Linked DNA regions of Homo sapiens: region 2 is linked to region 1. A link is a contact called in ENCODE Hi-C or POLR2A ChIA-PET data. All regions are on one chromosome and are shown on one strand. Each heading gives the region's core, a stretch centred on a gene start or an enhancer-like site at or near the end of the contact. The rest is flanking DNA. Distances are from core to core; before and after follow the strand shown.

Region 1 (6,316 bases), core at 1,027-3,526:
TTCCAGAGAAGGGCTCCTATGGAAATAAAAATTCTATTCACTGTCCAATAAATACTAGAATATATTTCTATACAAAAGTCTTCATGCTGGGCATTGAGGGGAGAAAGATTTCTAAAACACATCCTGTTCTGTCCCCCCAAGTGGGGAAAGAGGCCACCAGACCCAGGTTTGGGCCCTTGGCCACCACCCAGTGGCTATGCAGCTTCAGGCTCCATGTCACCGCCCGTCTCCAAGCTTCACTTTCCTCCTGGGCCGTGGGGATCATCTCCACCTTACAGGGCTGCTCTAAAGACTGCAGACGGAAGCAGATCAACCACATGGCCACAGAGCTGGGCACATGACAGGCGCTCCTCACACGGGAGGAGAAACACTGATGACATTATTAGGTTTGATAAGTCTCCAAATAAACATCCTAAGCACAACTAGTGCCCTAGGAGAGGCTGAAAAAGTCCTTTAGGGATTCAAAGAGAAGGATCAGTTCTGGATGAGCTGAATGGAAAAGGTGCACAGAAGGAACACACTTGCACTGAGTTGGCCTGTTTTCACTGTGAAGAGGACTTTGATGAAGAGATGGAGGAGGAGAGAGGAAAGGGAAGGCAGGATAGCGCTGCAGCTGGAGGCCTGGAGCAGGCCGACGCAGGCAAGGCAAGGGGCCACCAGTGATCACCGAGTGTCAGCTGGGCTGGACTAGAGGGCCTGTCGAGCATCTCTGCCTGTGGTGCCCCCGGCACAAGGGCTCTGCTGCCCACCAAGGACATGGGACTGGGCCCTGAAGGACGCCTCAACTGAGCAGGTGAATCTCATGGAGATACAGAGTTCCCGCTAGCACAGTGAGGGACCAAGGGGCCTGGGAATACAAGTAACTAATATAGTCAGGAATAGAACCAAAGTTCTAAAAGGCTAAGGAGACAAACCTGAAGGTAAATGATACCAACGAGAAATGAATTAAAACACACAACTGTGTAATGACAGCTTGTGGAGTGGGTTGTTAGCCAGTCTCTAAAGAAAAATATTTTTCAAACAAACAGTGAAAGCAAGCAAGAAAAACAACGCTGAACAAACTAATATTTTAAACAGTGACAGAGACCAGGGAGAATTAAGGGAAATTCATCCCGAAACACAGTGAAGTTACAGAGAACAGACAGGTCCCAAGCCACAGACTCAGCTTCGGCTTCGTCTGACTTCTATTCCAATGTCCTGACAGTAAACCAGGCTGCTTCAAGGCAAAAGTGTCCCCACTGGCGTAGGTGCCGACGTGGCCAACACAACCTTAAGAAAAAACAAGCAAAGCCGGGCGTAGTGGCTCTCACCTGTAATCCCAGCATTTTGGGAGGCTGAGGCGGGCGGATCATGAGGTCAGGAGATCAAGACCATCCTGGCTACCACAGTGAAACCCCGTGTCCACTAAAAAAATACAAAAAAATTAGCTGGGCGTGGTGGCGGGTGCCTGTAGTCCCAGCTACTGGGGAGGCTGAGGCAGGAGAATAGTGCGAACCTGGGAGGTGGAGCTCGCAGTGAGCTGAGATTGTACCACTGCACTCCAGCCTGGGCAACACAGCAAGACTCTGTCTCAAAAAAAAAAAAAAAAGAAAGAAAGAAAGAAAAAGCAAGCAAATGATTCCATGCAGATATGGGAGGTCTTCCAGCTCAGGAGAACATCGTTCAGGAAACACCAGCTCCAGTTCACTAACAATGGCCTAACAGCAGCATGAAAGAATGAATGGACTTTCCTTTTAGAGTCAGGGAGTAGACTGTTCACCCACAGCAGAGAGCTCATTAAAACAGAATTCCTAAAGAGGAAGCCAAATAATTGGAATATATCTAACATATCCATAGGCCCGTCTTCGTTAGTTCGGTTGCTTTAAAGCAACAATGAGAAAGAGAAACACGTATTATTTTTATGAAGAGTTAGTATATTAATATCCCTAAAAAAGTCCCTCAATTTTCAAACTTTTTGTCTAGCTTACAAAAATACGATCAGAGCTTACCATTGCAATTAATAAAGAAAACAAAAACTCAAACTGAACACCCATTTACACTACGAATTGACATCCAATGAAGCAATTCACGTTCTTTGGAGACAACCCCTCAAACGTTCCTGAAGAGGCAAACCTGGTGAACGCACGGCAGCGTGAGCCCAGAGCTGCTGCAGGGGAGCCCTGTACTAAGATGTCTGCACCCCGGGGGCGGGGAGCAGGAGCGGCGAGCGGGAGCAGGGAGCGGGAGCAGGGAGCGGGGAGGCGAACCTGAGGGCGAGACTGCCACCTGCTGGACAGCATCTTCAAACTTCTGCCAGCGCAGCCCGGCGCCCGGCAACGCGCTGCAGAACAGGCCGCCTTTGTAGTCCAGGCACCAGATATACTTCTCGGAGACCACCAAGCTGAGGATGCCATAGCCGGGACCCGAGTAGCCCATCCAGCTTTCTGCAAACTAACAAGGGAAGAGCCAGTGAGTTCTGTGGCAGAGGACACAGCCACATTTGGCTTACTGTTCTCAGTAAGAAAGGTGAGAGGATATCATTAACACGAGACGGTAAAACGGGTCAGCAAGACGCCAAGTCAACCCTTCTCCCAACCCCTGCTATCTGTGGACACCCCTCTACTACAAACCTTCTGAGACGCGTGCTGCTGTCTCCCTACAAAGACTCCCTGGAGTCCCTGGATGACATTTTCTCCTGTTCTAACACCTTTGCAAATGTAACGCTTAGAGCATCACATCACGTTACGAAGGAGCTGCTATTATTCTGCAGGCATACCTCACCTTACACAAAGAGCCAGGTTCTTCAACATTTGGATGCAAGTCAATTTTTTGTAGTCTAATCATTACAGAGGCACTGGATATATGGCACTACCACTGTCTTTCTTTTTTCCACCATATTTTCTTTTTTTTTTCCTTTTTGAGACAGAGACTCGCTCTGTCGCCCAGGCTGGAGTACAGGGGCACAATCTCGGCTCACTGCAACCTCCGCCTCCTGGGTTCAAGCAAGTCGCAATTCTCCTGCCTCAGGCTCCTGAGTACTTGGGATTACAGGCATCTGCCACCACACCCGGCTATTTTTTGTATTTTTAGTAGAGACGGGGTTTCGCCATGTTGGCCAGGCTGGTCTCGAACTCCTGACCTCAGGTGATTCGCCCACCTTGGCCTCCCAAAGTGCTGGGATTACAGGCGTGAGCCACTGTGCCCGACCTTGCTAGAATTCTTTTAAAAATCAAAGCTAAATAAAGTCTTTGTACTTTAATACTTTTCAATAAATGCAAAGAAGATAAATGTATTTGTACAGATACCCACATAGAAGTTAACTACTTCAAAGAAAATGGTGCCCAACTCTTCTCAATCCAGCCCTGCTCACCATGGCAAGTCTTACTTCCACACCGAACCTCCAAATAAAAACACACCATAAAATTTCTTGGCTTCCCAGCTACCTGGAGTGGGATGAGGAAGGGAGGAAGTTAGAGAGTCAGGGGCTCAAAGGGCCAGGATCCCTGTCACCTAAGTGAGGGCTTTCCTAAATTTCTGGCCTAGAATTCCAATACCCCACCCCACCGACAGTCTGCCTGGCTAACGCCCAGACATTAGGGGGCCATGCTGCTTGCGCTTCCTGCAGCCCTGTACTTTGCTCAGTACCCTCACCTGAGTCCCACTCAACTGCGAGGATGTGAACATGTACCTGGCTCCCCCTCAAGACTCTGAGGCTCAGGAAGATGGAATCCACAACTAGCTGCCATCTGCACTGTGGTCCCCAGCATAATCACAGAGGCTGACAGTCAAGGCCACTCAAGAACCACTGGGTTGAAAAGATAAATGCCGGATGACTGAATAAAAGGCCACCCTTGGCCAGGCACAGCAGCTCACACCTGTAATCCCAGCACTTTGGGAAGCCGAGGCAGGCAGATTGCTTGAGCTCAGGAGTTCGAGACCAGCTTGGGCAATATGGCAAAACCCCTTCTCTACAAAAAATACAAAAATTAGCTGGGCATGGTGGCACATGCCTGTAGTCCCAGTGACTCAGGAAGCTGAGGCAGGTGGATCACTTGAGCTTGGGGAGGTCGAGGCAGCAATGAGCCATGATTGCGCCACTGCGCTCCATCCTGGGTGACAGAGTGAGACCCTGTCTCAGAAAAAAAAAAAAAAAAGAAAGAAAGAAGAAAAAAAAGCCAGACTTATGGCGTTTTGTCTCAAAACAAGTAAGCAGCATGTTTCACTTCTGAGGCATGACAGCACAGAGGGTGAGTGAGGGGGTCCTGGGGCCCGCCCTTCATTTGCTATGTGACCTTGTGCAAGCTGTCTAGCTGTTCTGTGCTTCCATTTTCTCCTCTGTAAAATGGGGACAAGAAGAGTGCCTATTTTATAGTTCGTGTTTAGAGAAGTAAAAGAGTTAAACCTCTAAAGTGCTTTGTGGGATACCTGCACATGGTGAGCACTGACAAAGCGTCACACTGCTAGCACTGACAGAAGCCAGCGTAGACTGTGGAAAGCACACGTGGCTGTAAGTGCGCAGCCATAATTCATACCTCACATCGACAGTTAGTAGGAGACAGGGCAAGACACAGTTTTGAAACAAATATATCTAGTAATAATTACTTGCTAAGGGAAGTAGGCACTTTTAAAAAAATCACTTTTAATATAAAATGCTCAAGGACAGTTAAAAGTCATCTCCTAGTTACATGTGCTGGGTGGACCTACAAAGACTGGTTACTCCAAACTGGTTCCTGTACAGCTCGCAGGGGAGCCTTGGAGCCACTGTTCGGAGGTTGAGGAGACAGCAGTTCTGGAAATGGCCTCGTGCTCTTGCAGATGGTTCCTTGGAGGGGTGTGAGGAGAAGGACAGGAGACTCCCTGCCTCCAAACTGCTCAGAGCTTTCTCTACTCCACAGGTGGACAGTCCTCTGCCCACTGGTTTTCTGAGATGGCCCCAGGCCAATTCAGCCCTGCCCTACGATGGCTAACAGTAAGTGCCTACACCAGCCTGCACTTGTGGGGTCAGAGGAAACAGCAAGACGCTACCTTGGTTGGGGAGGCAGGTTACTGAGCAGGGTAGAACAGGTCAGAAGTAGTTCAAGCCATTCATAGTCCCTGTGCTGGAAATCCCCTGAAACCCAGACTTGAAAACAGAGTTGGCCTACGGATTTTGCAGTAGGAATAGAATTTCTTTCCATGAGAAGGAAAATAATCAGTCTTGACAATTATTACCCTTAAGAAAGAAGCCTCAGCTACTTTTCCCACCACCCGAACCCACATACCTGATCTGGCTTGAGCAGCCCGGCGTCCTCTGCACCCAGCCGGCTCAGGTCCTGCTGGGAGCAACTAGGTCCGAGCTCTGTCACACTCGTCTCTGAGGATGAAGAAGGAAGCCCGTGGGCATAGATGTCCTCCTCATCGCTGGACGTCAATGTCTGATCCCGTGGAGGCTGCTCAAGCCAGGGCTTGTGAGTGCTGGCTGCCAAGGCAGAGACCGGAGTCAGCTGTCCTCCCACACTCCCCAAGACACGTTCAGAAATGGGTATTTCTTTCTGACCTGTGTCATCATCAGTGACAGCATGCCAGAGATTTGTGCTGAGGTGGCCAGAGGCCTCCATGCTGGTTAGGATGTCCTGCTCTTGGCTGGGCTCCACGGGGCTGCCTTCATCAGCTCTGGTCCCAGGCAGCCACTGTTCAGCACTTGGGGCCCAGCTGAGGCTGGAAGGCACAGTGAGTGAGTTCAGGAGGGGGACTTCACAAAAAGTGCTTTGGGGGCCAATGGGTTGGATGTCTTCCCCATCATGCGCCCCAGGAGAGCTGTCCTGTTCTTGGAAGGGTAACTGTGTGCTATTTGGTCCATCATCTGCAGGACACGGCTCATCTCCGAGTCCCGTGACATCACTGCCTCCCACATCTTCCCTCGCTCCATTGAGCAGCTCCCGCCCATGTGCATGGTGACAGTGTGGCATTTCAGTTCTAATGTCATCTTCCTCAGCCAGAGAATCAGGCATTGATCCTGACACCTCCAGGACATTAAACGTTTCGGGGTCAGTATTTTCCTGTGGGACACCGTTCACTTCACCATTGAAGCTGCTTTCCTGGTCTGGAGACTCTGCACTTAACTGATCCACGCTACTGCCCAGGACACTTGAGGTCATCGACAGCAAGTCTGTGTTCAAGGACTGGGGACTGTCCCCAGGAAATTCGGAGCAGGGTGTCGATTCCAGGGAGCTGTGACAGGTGCTCCTGCTTCCACCTTCTAATTCAGAATAAGAACATTCAAAATAAGGCACGGTTCTATATGATTAGTAAGAGACTAACTTGCACACATATTTTTGGCTCAAGAAAAAAAATTTTA
Region 2 (7,033 bases), core at 1,553-4,052, 120 kb before region 1:
TCACTCAGGCTGGAGTGCAGTGGTGCAATCACTGCTCACTGCAGCCTCGACCTCGGGCGTAAGCGATCCTTCCACCTCAGGCTCCCTGGTAGGTAGCTGGGACCACAGGCTAATTTGTTTATTTTATTTTATTTTTATTTTTTGTAGACACAGGGTTTCACTCTGTTGCCCAGGCTGGTCTAGAACTCCTGAACTCAAGGGAGCCTTCTGTCTTGGCCTCCCAAAGTGCTGGTATTTCAGGTGTGAGCCACCATGGCTGACCACAGCTATGTCTGATGCCTGATTACTAATCATTAATGTCCTAGAATTGGGTAAATGCCTATCTCCCACTAATCTTGGTTGTTCAAAATTATCTATGTCTATTCTTACAAATTGATTGTTTCTGAATTTCTGTAGACTGCATCTTTCTGGAAGACTGAGAGGTATGAATCACAAATTATACGTAAGGCAAACCCAGCATATTCCTGGGACCTGTGTGAACAAGTCTTGGGCCTGTTTATTATGGCCGGGCAGGAGACCCCGCCACGCCCTTCTGTGCTCCTGCTGTCTAGAGGCTGAGCCCTACAGCCCAGGTCCTGACTGCACTCAATGCAGCCTCCCTTTCAGGTGGGCTCATCTTCCCGCAGCTGCCAAAGGTCAGGGCCCCTTTGCCCAGGCTGTGTCCCTACCTGAATGCCCTTCTACCCCTTCCAGTCTAGCTCGGTCTGGGCTGCAGGCTCGGCTGGAGGGCACTCTAACCACAACCCCCAGGTGACCAGGGTGCTCCCTCCATCCTCGTGTGAATGGGGTGGTCAGGCCATATCGTGGGCATTTCCTGAGCTTCCACAGAAGCAATGCCAAGGTTTGGTCTTCCACCTCAAAGCTGGGCCCCGCACACGTGATGTGAGTCCAGGGGTTCACAGAGAGGCTGGCCCTAGTGAGAGTGGGGCTGGGGGCCCTAGGGCTACCCCTGATGGGGAGGGGAACTCCCATCCCTGGGAGAGGGGCATGAGGATCTCTGAGCATGGAGGACCACACACATCTCTTCATTGTGTGGCCCTCCCTGCCTCCCGGCACCCACATCCATGAGCTGGGTGATCCCTGCGGTTTGTTGATTGGCTGACTGATCCTTGGCAGGGCTGACACCGATGCCCCCCACGGCTGGGCAGGGGATGCTGGGACCAATAGAGGTCCCCATGGTGTCACAGGCAGCTCCTTAGACACTCCAAGCGAGTTCAGGTGCCAAGGTACCAAGGAAAAAGGAGACAGCAGGCCGAGAGACCAGAATCTGGGGGGCCTGAAGGCTACCAGGGAGAGGGGAGGCTTCAGGGCAGGAGGACGCCCACTGTCTGACAGGTTTTATCCACACCATGTCCCAGCTGCAGCGGACAAGGTCCTGTCTCCTGGCAAGAGAAAGCAGGCTCAGAGTGGCAGGCTTTACCTCAGGACACCGCAGGGAGGGCACTACACCTGGGGCCGGTCCTAGCACTCTCAGTGAACCCGTCAAGTCAACCAGTCTGTCCCCTGAGGGGTGGGCTGGACCAGCGGAGCCATCCAGACTCCCCACTCCTCTGCCTTTTTTGTTGTTGTTTTGGAGACAGTCTCGCTCTGTCACCCAGGCTAGAGTGCAATGGCATAATCTTGGCTCATTGCAACCTCCGCCTCCTGGGTTTGAGCAATTCTCCTGCCTCAGCCTCCCGAGTAGCTGGGATTACAGGTGCAAACCACCATGCCTGGCTAATTTTTGCATTTTTAGTAGAGATGGGGTTTTACCATGTTGGCCAGGCTGATCTTGAGCCCCTGACCTCAAGTGATCCACCTGCCTTGGCCTCCCAAAGTGCTGGGATTACAGGTGTGAGCCACCGTGCCCGGCCAAGCAATGTCCCTTCCACCTCACCCCATCCCCACTGGTCAGAACTGCAGGGAAACCCAGTCTCTGGCAGTGTGGTGGTTCTGACCAGTGGAGGTGGGGTGGTGAGGGGCGCCGGGGCCAGCAGCTGTTGAGAAGCCACTGACCCTATGCCTGCGACACGCCTGGTGGGCCCAGTCCTGGGTCCATGGGCTCTGGGGGGCAGAGATCAGGCCCAATCCTCCTTGGGCCCCACTGCACCCTAGAGCAGCTGATGGTGACTGAGACGAGGCCTTGGAGATCCTAGGCTGGGAGGGCCCAGGTTGGACCTGCCAGGTTCGCTGTCCTCAGCCAGGCCAGGTGTAGGGCTAACCACAGCACTGGCGGGATCATGGCCCTGCCCCACTGCCCAGCCCAAGCTGGGAGCAGGCAACCTGGGCCTGGACAGGTGCGGGTCACCCACCCTCACCCTCACCTCAGCCTCAGCCTCCTCCTCCAGATGCCAGATGCTGGAGGCGGAGGCGGCCCCTCACAACTCCTCAGGCCCCTCCGGGACGCTGTGGGTTTTTTTTTTTTTTTCTTTTTTTTGAGACGGAGTCTCCCTCTGTCGCCCAGGCTGGAGTGCAGTGGCACGATCTCGGCTCACTGACCTTAGCCTCCCGGGTCCAAGCAATTCTCCTATCTCAGCCTACCGAGTAGCTGGGATTACAGGCGCCGGCCACCACGTCCAGCTAATTTTTGTATTTTTAGTAGAGACGGGGTTTCACCAAATTGGTAAGGCTGGTCTCGAACTCCTGACCTCAGGTGATCCACCTGCCTCGGCCTCCCAAAGTGCTGGGATTACAGGCGTGAGCCACCGCGCCTTGCCCTGTGGGGTTTTTTATTTTGGCAGAGGGAGGAGATTTAAGGAAAGAACAACCCGGCTATAAGCCCGAGGGGCTGCTGTGACCCCGCCCCCGTTGTCCACATAAGGAAAATGAGGTCCCGGGAGAGCGGACCAGCACCAGGTCTTCCAGAGAAGCTTCCCTGGGGTCTCCGCGCTGGCGGGGTCTCTCCGCCGCCTCCCCCGCCGCCGGGTCTTTGTCTCGCGGTCACTACGGCTGCGCTTCCGCGCTCTCGCGGCCGCCGGCGGGGCTTTTCCCGGGGGAGCGAGGGCCAGGCCCGGCGTGGGTGGGCGCGGAGGCAGGGGCCGCGGCCTGGACGCCAATGTCAGCGCGAGGGTCGCCCCCGGGACCCGTAGGGCGGGACCGGCCTAGGCCTCCCGCAGGCTCTGCCGTCACCTTCAGGTCGGAGCACGGGGTCCCCTCCCGGCAAATGGGCGCGGAGGAAAGCGAAACGGCCTCGGCGCCGTCCTGCTGTTCCCCACGGGGCGGGGGCAGGACCCGGAAGCCTGGCGCCCCCCGCCCCCCGAGTCTGCGGCCCCACCGGCCCCCACCGGCCGATCGTCCTGGGGGGTCCGAGCCTTTCTGCTGCGGCCCCGCCGGGCACGTGGATGCGAGTCCACGCGGTTGGGGAGGTCGCTGGAAACGGGGCGCAGCAGGTGCTGGTTGCCTGGGAGCGACTGTCGGTGTTCTGAACACAACGTGGCGGCCCGGGTTGAGTCGATTCATTCATCTAACGCCCAGGAGCCAGTCCATGGCAAGCCTGGGCTGGCGCTGGCCTGGGCGCGACAAGACCCAAAGCGAGGTGGCCTCGCCCCAGCCAAGTGGCTGCCCCAGTGACTACCCGGTCCCGGATTTAAGCAGAGCTCAGCCGGGATCTGAAGATGTAGGAGGCCACCAGGAAGGGCACTGAGCGCTGAGGGAACGTCCTGGACAAAGGCCCAGAGGTTCGAAGTCTGCGGCCTTTCACCAGCTGAAAGAAAAGCTCATCGCAGGAGTGAGGGGCCAGAAGACAAGTCCCAGAGAGGGAAGGGGCTGGGACCTGTGCGCAAGTACTGCGCTTGGGCTGCGACCTGTGCAATCCCATAGGGTCCTGAGCCTAGAAGAGACCACACTTGGTTTTAATATGCTGCTGTTGCCATCTTGAAATTCTTAATAATTTTTTAACAAGAGTCCCTGTAGTTTCTTTCTCTCTCTTTCCTTCCTTCCTTTCTTCCTTTTTTTTTTTTTTTTTTTTTTTTTGTGAGACAGAGTTTCGCTCTTGTCCCCCAGGCTGGAGTGCAATGGCATGCTATGATCTCGGCTCAACTGCAACCTCCGACTCCTGGGTTCAAGTGATTCTCCTGCCTCAGCCTCCCAAGTAGCTGGGATTACAGGCATGTGCCACCACACCCGACTAAATTTGTATTTTTAGTAGAGACGGGGGTTTCTCCATATTGGTCAGGCTGGTCTCGAACTCCCGACCTCAGGTGATCCACCCATCTTGGCCTCCCAAAGTGCTGGGATTACAGGCATGAGCCACCGTGCCTGGCCCGTAGTTTCATTTTACAGTAGCCTGCCCTATAAGGAGCATGGCAGAGCCAAGGGAGAGTTTGTTATGTTTTTTTTTAAACACTGATAAAAATATACATAGCAAAATTTACCATTATAGTTTTTTTTTTCTTTTTTTTTTTGAGACAGTCTCGCTCTGTCGCCCAGGCTGGAACACAGTGGCATAAACTTGGTTTACTTTGCAACCTCTGCCTCCCAGTTTCAAGCAATTCTCGTGTTTCAGCCTCCCAAGTAGCTGAGATTACAGGCGTGCGCCACCACGCATGGCTAACTTTTGTATTTTTAGTAGAGACAGGGTTTCACCATGTTGGCCAGGCTGATATTGAACTCCTGACCTCAGGTGATCCACCCACCTTGGCCTCCCAAAGTGTTGGGATTACAGACAGGCATGAGCCACCACACCTGGCCAGCATTCCTTTTAAATAATATACCACATTCAATTAAAAAAAAAAATTAGCCAGGTGTGCCCGAGGTGGGAAGATCACTTGAGCCCAAGAGGTTTAGGCTGTAGTTACCTGTGATCTCTCCACTGTACTCCAGCCTGGGCGACAGAGTGGGACCCTGTATCAAAATTAAATAAACAAACAAAGATAACACATTAGTTTATTCCTTTACCAGTTGATGGATAATTGGGTTGTTTCTAGTTTGGGACAATTGTGCATAAAACAGCTGGCATTTAAAAAAATAAGGAAGACAGCCGGGTGTGGTGGCTCATGCCTGTAATCCCAACACTTTGGGAGGCCGAAGCGGGCAGATCACGAGGTCAGGAGTTCGAGACTAGCCTGACCAACATGGTGAAACCCTTTCTCTACTAAAAATAGAAAAACTAGCCGGGCATGGTGCTGTGTGCCTGTAATCCCAGCTACTCAGGAGGCTGAGGCAGGAGAATCGCTTGAACCTGGAAGGCAGAGGTTGCAGTGAGCCAAGATTGCACCACTGCACTCCAGCCTGGGCAATAGGGCAAGACTCCGTCTCAAAACGAAAACAAAAAACATAAGGAAGACTAAACAAGAGCATGGTGTGCTGTAAGGGCAGGCCTGTTCGTGGAGCCTTTGTTTCAGGTGTGTGTGTTTGAGCGTACAGTGCTGGATGAAGCACAGTCTGTCCTGTGGCCACGTGGAGAAGCCCTCTCAAGAGTGCTTGCTCCGGGAGGCCTGCAGGACCCTGTGTCCCTGGTCTGGAACAAGTGGGAGTTCACCTTAGAACTCAGCAAGACTTGCTCTGGGCAAGGCTGGGAGTGGGGAGGTCACTCTGGGCTTGGAGAGAAAACCCCACCTGGCCCCAGACACCTGGAACCCGGTGGCTGGGACAACCAAGTGGTCTCAGAGTGGGTGTCTGTGCTGCCCCTGCTCTCAGGCCTCCACACTCTCAGACCCCACCCTTCCTTTAGGGCCAGGGAAAGCCAGAGTGGGGCCCCAGCCTCTGCTCCAGAGTCCTCAGCTGCCCTCCCCACCCCTGCCATCCATGTCAGAACTTCCTCCCATAGGCCGGGCGCGGTGGCTCATGCCGGTAATCCCAGCACTTTGGGAGGCCGAGGCGGGCGGATCATGAGGTCAGGAGTTCAGCCTGGCTAACACAGTGAAACCTCATCTCTACTAAAAAATACAAAAATTAGCCTGTGTAGTGACACGTACCTGTAGTCCCAGCAACTCGCAACGCTGAGGCGGGAGAATCGCTTGAACCCAGGAGAGGGAGGTTGCAGTGAGCCGAGATTGTGCCACTGCACTCCAGCCTTGGTGACAGTGAGACTTCGTCTCAAAACAAAACAAAACAAAAAACTTCCTCCCCTGCTAAGTCCCAAAAGCCAGGGCTGAGGGAGGCAAGGGGCCTCCAGGAAGGGACCCAGACACCCGCTAGGGCCTCAGACCGGGCACCCACCTTGGTTCTGGAAATACACCAGTGCCAAAATCAGGCTCCCTGGCAGAACAGCAAGTGGGACTTGGTCAGGCTGCTCCAGCCGGAAGAGAGGTGTGGCTTGACTTGGCCCATCTCAGGACTGCAGGGGCCCCTGGGCGTGGGAGGTGGGGAGTGAGTCAGGGTTATTAGACAATATGTCACTCCAAGGTTGGGGCTGCCATGCCCATTGCTGAGTCGAGGAAACTGAGGCTTGGAGGCCAGGTGCCTGGGCCCTGCCACGGGAGGGCCTGGAGTCATGGGGCAGGCAGCTCAGACCAGAATTCTGACCCATACCCTGTCCCACTCAATTCCTGAAGCCTTTCCTTCATAGCCCCTCCCCGGGATCCCAAGATAGGCTCTCTGCCCTGTCCAGCTGTTCCCTGCCTCTTCTCCTAGGAGAGGGGCTTTTGTTATCCCCATTTTTTAGAGGAGGAAACTGAGGCCCAGAGATGTAATGTAAGTTGCCCAAGGCCACCTTAAGGTATACCAAGGGGGTAAGAGGCCATATTACCAGAAAGGGGTCCTCATCCAGACCCCAAGAGAGGGAGGATTCTTGGATCTCACACAAGAAAGAATTCCAGGCGAGTCCATAGAGTAAACTGAAAGCAAGTTGATTAGGAAAAAAGAATTGCTAGTTCACATACAGAGCAGCCCTGAGGGCTGCTGGTTGCCCTTTTTTTTTTTCTTTGAGACAGAGTTTCACTCTTGTTGCCCAGGCTGGAGTGCAATGGCACGGTCTCGGCTCACCACAACCTCCACCTCCTGGGTTCAAGCGATTCTCCTGACTCAGCCTCCCAAGTAGCTGGGATCAAACCCGGCTAATTTTTATATTTTTAGTAGAGACGGGGTTTCACCATGTTGGCCAGGCTGGTCTCTA

What was found. Hi-C counts contacts between places; a loop is a spot of excess contacts on that map. ChIA-PET counts read pairs that join two places held with the same protein, here RNA polymerase II (POLR2A). Pooled maps may share reads with other maps.
Region 2: a pooled map shows a loop between it and region 1 (2.7-fold over the local background). The contact joins two enhancer-like sites. A Hi-C loop is called at or near these places in 1 of 37 single-sample maps with no recorded cell type and 2 of 50 pooled maps. POLR2A ChIA-PET finds 5 or more read pairs at or near these places in 4 of 52 experiments (CD4-positive, alpha-beta memory T cell, GM10248, Panc1 and 1 more).

The regions. Positions count from the first base shown.
Region 1 is chr14:102,434,136-102,440,451 of GRCh38, reverse strand. TECPR2 (tectonin beta-propeller repeat containing 2) reads right to left here. Exons shown (of 20, transcript NM_014844.5): 9 at 5,241-6,217; 10 at 2,247-2,430; 11 at 1-16. Among named protein-coding and RNA genes, the nearest start is that of ANKRD9, 72 kb to the left of the region's middle. RefSeq lists an enhancer at 117-624 and a silencer at 2,294-2,343. Within about 2 kb of position 2,276, at least 3 of the 41 ENCODE cell types and tissues checked have a DNase peak (open chromatin) inside an H3K27ac peak, as active enhancers do.
Region 2 is chr14:102,551,485-102,558,517 of GRCh38, reverse strand. LINC02323 (long intergenic non-protein coding RNA 2323) reads right to left here. Exons shown (of 3, transcript NR_146561.1): 3 at 2,692-3,808. Among named protein-coding and RNA genes, the nearest start is that of LINC02323, 9.7 kb to the right of the region's middle. RefSeq lists silencers at 419-619, 2,854-3,273, 3,314-3,383 and an enhancer at 1,672-2,172. Within about 2 kb of position 2,802, at least 23 of the 41 ENCODE cell types and tissues checked have a DNase peak (open chromatin) inside an H3K27ac peak, as active enhancers do.